Regions from separate parts of the Homo sapiens genome. Here all the other regions are linked to region 3. Evidence: chromatin loops called from intact Hi-C (ENCODE). Cell type or tissue: mammary epithelial cell. All regions are shown on one strand.

Evidence for each region. Hi-C counts contacts between places; a loop is a spot of excess contacts. Peaks named below come from ENCODE experiments on the same cell type or tissue, not always from the same donor. Only the 100,000 strongest peaks of a DNase experiment are listed, where the experiment ranks them.
Region 1: it touches region 3 in a loop (4-fold over the local background); 5 of 110 quality-filtered maps call a loop at or near these places.
Region 2: it touches region 3 in a loop (14-fold over the local background); 14 of 110 quality-filtered maps call a loop at or near these places.

Annotation. Positions count from the first base shown.
Region 1 is chr1:231,210,516-231,213,015 of GRCh38, reverse strand. The region is part of intron 8 of TRIM67 (tripartite motif containing 67); the gene reads right to left. Among named protein-coding and RNA genes, the nearest start is that of TRIM67-AS1, 24 kb to the right of the region's middle. RefSeq lists enhancers at 1,091-1,150, 1,271-1,680. In mammary epithelial cell, a CTCF peak has its summit at 1,516 (motif pointing right); a DNase peak (open chromatin) is centred at 1,495; H3K4me3 peaks cover 380 bases.
Region 2 is chr1:231,314,846-231,317,345 of GRCh38, reverse strand. No RefSeq gene overlaps it. Among named protein-coding and RNA genes, the nearest start is that of EXOC8, 22 kb to the left of the region's middle. In mammary epithelial cell, a CTCF peak has its summit at 1,372 (motif pointing left); no DNase peak of the experiment used is centred here.
Region 3 is chr1:231,589,704-231,592,203 of GRCh38, reverse strand. The region is part of intron 4 of TSNAX-DISC1 (TSNAX-DISC1 readthrough (NMD candidate)); the gene reads right to left. LINC00582 (long intergenic non-protein coding RNA 582) reads left to right here. Exons shown (of 2, transcript NR_034037.1): 2 at 404-912. Among named protein-coding and RNA genes, the nearest start is that of LINC00582, 21 kb to the left of the region's middle. In mammary epithelial cell, a CTCF peak has its summit at 1,414 (motif pointing right); no DNase peak of the experiment used is centred here.

The sequences.
Region 1 (2,500 bases), 380 kb after region 3:
CCCTCAAAAAGCAGCGTATGGCAGGCAGAAGGGTGCTGAAGTTGAAATCAAGTCCTCTGTCGCAGTCATTATCCCTCAGGTGACCAATAGCGGAACGTTGAGAATGTCCATTGTGCTCTTGATCAGTGTTGGCAACGTCGTACTTTGTAGGTGGTAAGAATTCACATCCACTCGGTGGAAGTGAATCTATAATAAAAGTAAGGAACATGCTCCCAAGGGGGGGCTTGGCTGACCACATCTTCTCCCATGGGCCGAATCCTGCAGACTCTCCTTCCCTTCCTTGAGGTGGTTTTTTGTTTTAGAGTGGCTGTTTCTCCCTGTGGCCCAGGCAGTGGTGCAATCATGGCTCACCGTTGCCTGGAACCCCTGGGCTCAACGGATCCTCCCACCTCAGCCTCCCGAATAGCTGGGACTGAAACGCCTAACCTTTTTACTCTAACTTGTTACTTTGAATTTTGTCCTGCTTGTCTCTTTAATCACCTAGCCTTGCTTCTCATGTAAATAAGACTCTCTCTAGCTGGGAAGGCTGGACAAACTCCAATTGACCTTTTAATTTACAAGACACTAAAGGCTCCTCACCTAACCCCCTTCCGTAAGGAGTTGGCCTGGGTAAACAGATCCTCAGCATTTCAAAAGAGCCCAATTAACTGATAAGGTACTAACACCAACAATGTATGAAGTTCTTAGGATTTTTCTCTAAGAGATAACAACATAAAACCTTGAGTTCGTGTCCGGCATAGACCTTATATCTAATTATAATGAAAGATTTAGAACCTTGCACCTGGTACCGTTGCTCTTCTTGTAACTATTTGTCTTTCAAGTTGTTTATCTCTCTGTAACTATTTTGCTTCTTTTGATTCTTGCATGTTTTTACTTCTGTAGAATTATTACATTTGAGTCCCCCTCCCCTTCCTAAACCTAAGTATAAAAGTTAATCGAGCTCGTTACTCGTGGCCGAGAGAATTTTGAGCATTAGCTGTCTCTTTGGCCACCGGCTTAATAAAGGACTCTTAATTCGTCTCAAAGTGTAGCGTTTCCTTAACTCGCCTAGGTACAACAGGACTACAGGCACACACCATGCCCGGCTAATTTTTAAATTATTTTATAGAGACGAGGGCCTCACTATGTTGCCCATGCTGGTCTTGGACTCCTGGGCTCAAGGGATCCTCCTGCCTCAGCCTCCTGAGTAGCTGAGACCACAGGCTTGAGCCACCGCGCCCGCTCAGGGCTGAGGTCTTAGCCTTAACCTTAGCAGCGCCACTCTGCTAAGAAAACCATGTTTGTCCTTCCAGATTGATAATGAGTTGATCTGCTGGACGCTGCTGGTAGGGCAGAGGGAAGGTGAGCAGCGAGGATTCACGACAGGAAGTCCCGAGGAGGACTTGGTGGGCGGCCCAGACAGGTGTTTCCGGAGAAGGCAGGGTTTCCCCCGAGGGTGCCCGGGGCGGGATCCGGCAGGTGGGAGAAGGAAACTAAAACCGCACTGTTGATGCTATTTGGACACCGACCACCGGGTGGCGGTAGTGACCCATGGGAGGTGCAGGAATGAGTCCAACCTAAGCAAAGCCTCAGGCCCCCAGTCAGCTCTGGGGTCCAACTTCCCGGCTGCCTCGGCTTCCTCCCAGATAGCGCTTACCCTACCCGATCCACATCCGAGGGTGGGAGGACATGCAGACAGGGGCAGGTTCTCTCTACCTTCTCATGGCCTCACTTCCCTTCTGCTTTTCTTACTGAGGTGGCACCAAGGGGCTGTCAAAGACAGCAAAGGCCCAAGAAGTGCTCCGCAGCCCTTGGGAGGGGTGTGGTGGCCAATGGCCAGGAGAGCTGGGGAGTCTGCACCACACAAACCAAGGCTGGGGTCCTGGGCTCAACCCTGACAGTATCAACTAGCCGCGTGACCCGAGCCGTTGTCTGACCTTCCTAAGCCCAGGCTTTTTAATATATATATTAAACAAACAAACAAAATATATATATATATATATATTTTTTTTTTTTGGTAGAGAGGAGGGTCTCACTATATTGCCCAGGCTGGTCTTGAACTCCTGGGCACAAGCGATCCTCCTGCCTCGGCCTCCCAAGTAGCTGAAACTACAGGTACACAGCACCATGCCTGGCTAATTTTTAAAATTACTATTATTTACAGAGACAGGGTCTCACTAAGTTGCCCAGGCTGGTCTCAAACACCTGGGCTCAAGCAATCCTTCTGCCTCGGCCTCCTTAAGTGCTGGGATTGCAGGTGCAAGCCACCATTCCAGCCTAAGCCCCAGTTTTATAATCTGTAAAATGGCAACAATAATAGTACCTTTGCAAGGATTAAATGAGCTCAGATACATCGAGTGCTTCCTACAGCATTGAGCACAAGTAAGGGTTTGATAAATGCTTCTTGTTATCACTCCTGCCAGCAAACAGGGTATCTGGGTGCCAGTTTGGTTTAAGCAAGCAGAGACGGAGCTGATGGGCCTGGACTTGGCCCCTCTGTGGGTGGGAGGGAGAGTGGCCA
Region 2 (2,500 bases), 270 kb after region 3:
CTCCGAGGCCGAGGAGGCGCCGAGAGCGAGCGAGGGCTGCTGGCAGGTTGTCACCTCTCAATAGCCTGCTGTTGACCAGAAGCCTTACCAATAACATAAACAGCTAATTATCACATATTTTGTATGTTATATGTATATATGTTATAAGAATACAGTATGTATAAGAATATGAATACATATATGTATACATCATGCATAAGAATACATACTGTATTATAATAAACTAGAGAAAAGAAAATATTACTAAGAAAATCATAAGAAAAGAAAATGCATTTCCTATTCATTAAGTGGAAGTGGATCATCCTAAAGGTCTTCATCCTCCTCATCCTCACATTGAGTAGCTGAGGAGTAGGAGGAAGAACAGGAGGTGGAGGAGGAGGAGTTGGTCTTGCTGTCTCAGGGGTGGCAGAGGTGGAAGAGATGGAGGGGATGGAAAGGGAGGCAGGAGAGACTTACTGAAAAAAGTTCGAGTATAAGTGGACCCATGCAGCTCAAACCTATGTTGCTCACTGGTCAATTGTGTATAATGGGCCTCACCAGGATTTTAAATAAAGAGAGAAACAGAAAAAAAGGAGAAAGAGAAAAATATGTGTGAGAGAGAAGATAGACAATGGACTTCAGTGAAAAACAAAAATGGCTGGGCACGGTGGCTCACGCCTGTAATCCCAGCACTTTGGGTGGCCGAGGCGGGCGGATCACCAGGTCAAGAGATCAAGACCTTCCTGACCAACATGGTGAAACCCTGTCTCTACTAAAAATGTATAAATTAGCCAGGCATGGTGGCGTGTGCCTGTAATCCCAGCTACTCGGGAGGCTGAGGCAGGAGAATCGCTTGAACCTAGGAGGCGGAGGTTGCAGTGAGCCGAGATCACGCCACTGCACTCCAGCCTGGCGACAGAGTGAGACTCCGTCTCAAAAAACAAAACAAACAAAAATGTGTAGTCGCAGCTTGAACCTCTAGCAGCCTCATTACGAGAACCTTAGAGCTGTATCCCAGGGCTGTTCCCTTTCTAGTAGGTTGCAGGGCAGCTCACGTGACCCTTGGATAGCTGCTGTTGCTCTTTTTTTTTTTTTTTTTTTTTTGGTAGAGATGGGTCTCACTATGTTGCCCAGGCTGGTCCCAAACTCCTGGACTTAAAGGATCCTCCAGCCTCAGTCTCTCAAAGTGCTGGGATTACAGGCTGAGCGCCTGCGCCTGCGCCTGGCCACTGTTTTTGCTCTTGGTAGCCACCTCTATTTCCTGGGCCCATCGGCGGCCCATCCCCCTGTGGTTTTCTGGCTCAAGACCAGACTCCCTCCAGCCCTCCCTGGGCTCTGCTTTCTCCCTTCCCCTCTTTGCCGGTTGAGCGTCGCTGGCGCCACCCAGTGGCCCCCATGACCCCTGCTTCAGTGCCACGGAAGGCCCAGAAGGCTCATTGCTACCAGTCCCCGTCTCAAGTACCAGAGTGACATGATGGACCCCTTACTGAGCTTGACCACCTACCCTGTCTCCTTTCATTCTCATTGCAGCCCAAGACACGGGGTTTTGCATCCATTTGGCAGATAGGAACACAGAGGCATCAAGCTGTGATAAGACTTTGCTTACAGTCAGAAAGGTAGCCGGCACTGGGGCTGGGCTTCCAGCCCTTCCTCTGACCCAGCTGCACACATGGTCCTTACGAAGAGGATGGCAGCACTTTGCTTGTTGTTTTATTTGCATAACTCTCTGAACCCAAGCTTAGACATAACCAAGCAACACATTCTATACTATACATTTGCTATTCCCAAAGACACAGCTTAATTCCAAATAAGTGATCAACTAAGATAATTTTCTAAATGTATTACAGACTTAAATCTTAAGACATCAAACTATGAAACTACTGCAAGAAAACACTGGGAAACCCATCTAGGCCATTGGTCTGAGCAAAGAATTATTGAGTAAGCAGAAGCAATCAAAGCAAAAAATGGACAAATGGAGTCACATCAAGGTAAAAAGAGACTAAGGTGGGAGGATCACCTGAACCCAAGACTTCAAGGTTGCAGTGAGCTATGATTGTGTCACTGTACTCCAGCCTGGGTGACAGAGAGAGACCCTGTCTCTTGTGTGCAAGTGCCACAAAGAAGTTGATGTAACCACTGATCCAGGTTCCCTTGGTAAAGGTGAACTTGAAATTTAGGTTTCCTGAAGTTAAGGCCCATGGAAATATTTTCCTATACAGGAAAAAAAAAATCAATCAAAGAAGAAAGGTGTAAAAGTAAAGTATCAGCCAAGAAGGATGGCCAGCCTTTGCCATGTTGTTGTCCCTGCAGTTCATGGGCAGGGTGAGGAAAACCTCCCTCCACAGTAACTGATATGATCAGCTCTTTCAGATTCCCGGGAAGTATGCATGAGGCCTAATTAATTTACTTTTAAAAATATAAAACTCATTAAACAATAGCACTTCGTCTGAATTTGTGCTAATTATACTTCAATGAGATTATTGTTATACCATGTTGAAGATGATTTTCCAACTGAAAGTAT
Region 3 (2,500 bases):
CCTTACAAATGGAATTCTATGCACTTTTAAGAAGTATTAATTACATCTAGATGTGCCAATGTATAAATATCTCTGAGAAATAGGAAGTGAAAAAAGAAAAAAGCAGCAGAATGAATATGGAAAAAAATCTATGTTCTACAAATTTTAAAAGATAGTATACACATACATATTTTTTTCCCAGACAGTAATGGTTATCTTTGAAATGAAGGACTGCTGGAAAGAAAGTCTGTCTACTTTTCATTTGGACTTTCCCGTGCTGTTTTGCACATTTTAAGGCTGTGCCTGTAATTTTTTAAATATCCACAAAGGCTAGCTAGGAGGTGGGATTATAAACCATTTCTGTTTTCTTATTTTTTACTTATCCATATTTAAAAATAACTTAATGGATTTGTTATTTCAACAGGTTATTCTTTTCTGCTTGACCTCGAGTTACAGAGATGCAGATGAAGTCAAAGAGGATACCAGATGCAGCCAGTCTGCTGGGGAGGCACGTACGTCTGAGTGGGCCCAGCACAGCTGTTCTCCAGGGCAAGGCTTGGCCATGGCAGCTGCCCCAGCGCCCGCATTCAGCCCAACCCACCAGGTCACCCCAGTCCAGTCCGTGGTGCTCAGATCCCCAAGCAATCACAGGTCAGAGGCGGAAAGAACTACGTGAATGTGTACAGTGATATTGGGCACATGCTCTGAAGGAAGGGAAACCGAAGAACGTCAAGGGGCAGCGTTCAGAGGAGGGGAAAGAATGCAGAGTCTGGGTGTGATCCCTACCTGGACTCTCTTAGAAGCTCCACTATCCTCTTCTCTAATGATCTGTCTTCCCATTCCAGAATTTCTTACCTTAACCTACTTAGCCTGAGTTAAATAAGCATCTGCATGCAGAAATAAATAAGTGAGGGAATTTGTACTTTTCTGCAATTAGCGTGCATTATTTTTCTCATCATAACAAATCTGTTTTTAGAAAACAATAAATGACGGATATAGGCCCACCTATACGAAGTTATGCCTTCTACTGGAGTCCATAGAGAACTTCAGTCAGATCTGCTTTCTCCCACCAGGTAACCCACATTCTCCACTTGGAAAGAAGGGCAGAAGAAAGCAGGGAGATTAAGGACATGACCAGTGATGGGGGACTTTGAGGACTGGCTGCACGTTTCTCCTGGAGAAGGGATGGGGTGGAGGGTAACTTACAAGCGGAGGGGGCGAGAGAAAGGGAAGGAAATAATACTGGTGTGTGCATGCTTTTGGGTCTAGTTAACTAGATTCTCCCAATTTCTCTTCCATCAATCTTTACAGTATTTGCTATGTATTTGCACTACTCACCTCCATCCTGCTGACTTTATCATTTTCTCACGCTGAATCACGATTTGTAAATTGAGGAAGGAAGCACGGATAAGTAGGGATGGTGCCACACTACCTCTCAGGCTGGGCGCTAGAGGGCAGAAGCTTCTAGGAAATCTTCACAGGCAGACCTTCACTTCTAAAAATGCCCAAGGATCTACAACACTGGTGAACCTGGAGAACATTATCTTAAGTGAAATAAGCCAGACCCAGAAAGACAAATACTGCATATCTCACTCGTGTGGAATCTAAATAAACGTCGAGCTCACCATAACACGGAGTAGTAGTATGGTGGTTACCATGGACTGGGGGATGTTGGTTACAGGGTACAAAACTTCAGTTATAAGGTGAATAAGGTCTGGAAACCTACTTTACAGCACGGTGACTATAGTTAATAATAATGTGTTGTGGAGTACTGTGGCATGCCTCTGTAATCCCCACTACTCAGGAGGCTGAGGTAGAGGATTGCTTGAGCCCAGGAGTTTGAAACCAGCCTGGCCAATGTAGTGACATCCTATCTCTTTAAAAAAGGGGAAAAAAATGTATACGTGAAATTTGCTAAGAAAATAGATCTTAAGCATTCACACCACACACAAACAAACATGACAGATATGTGACTAGTTTGATTGTGATAATCACTTCACAATGTACACATATATCAAAACATCACATTGTACACCTTAAATGTGTACAATTTTTTTGTTTTTTGAGACAAAGTCTCACTCTGTTGCCAGGCTGGAGTGCAGTGGCACAATCTCAGCTCACTGCTATCTTGACCTCCTGGGTTCAAGCGATTCTCCTGACTCAGCCTCCCAAGTAACAGGGACTACAGGCACACACCACCACGCCCAACTAATTTTTGTATTTTTAGTAGAGACGGGGTTTCACCATGTTAGCCAGGATGGTCTCGATCTCTTGACCTCGTGATCCACCCGCCTTGGCCTCCCAAAGTGACAATTTTTTTTTTTTTTGAGACAGAGTTTTTTTGCTCTTGTTGCCCAGGCTGGTGCGCAATGGCGTGATCTCAGCTCACTATAATCTCCGCCTCCCGGGTTCAGGCGATTGTCCAGCCTCAGCCTCCCCAAGTAGCTGGAATTACAGACATGCACCACCACACCCAGTTAAATTTGTATTTTTAGTAGAGATGAGGTTTCACCATGTTGTC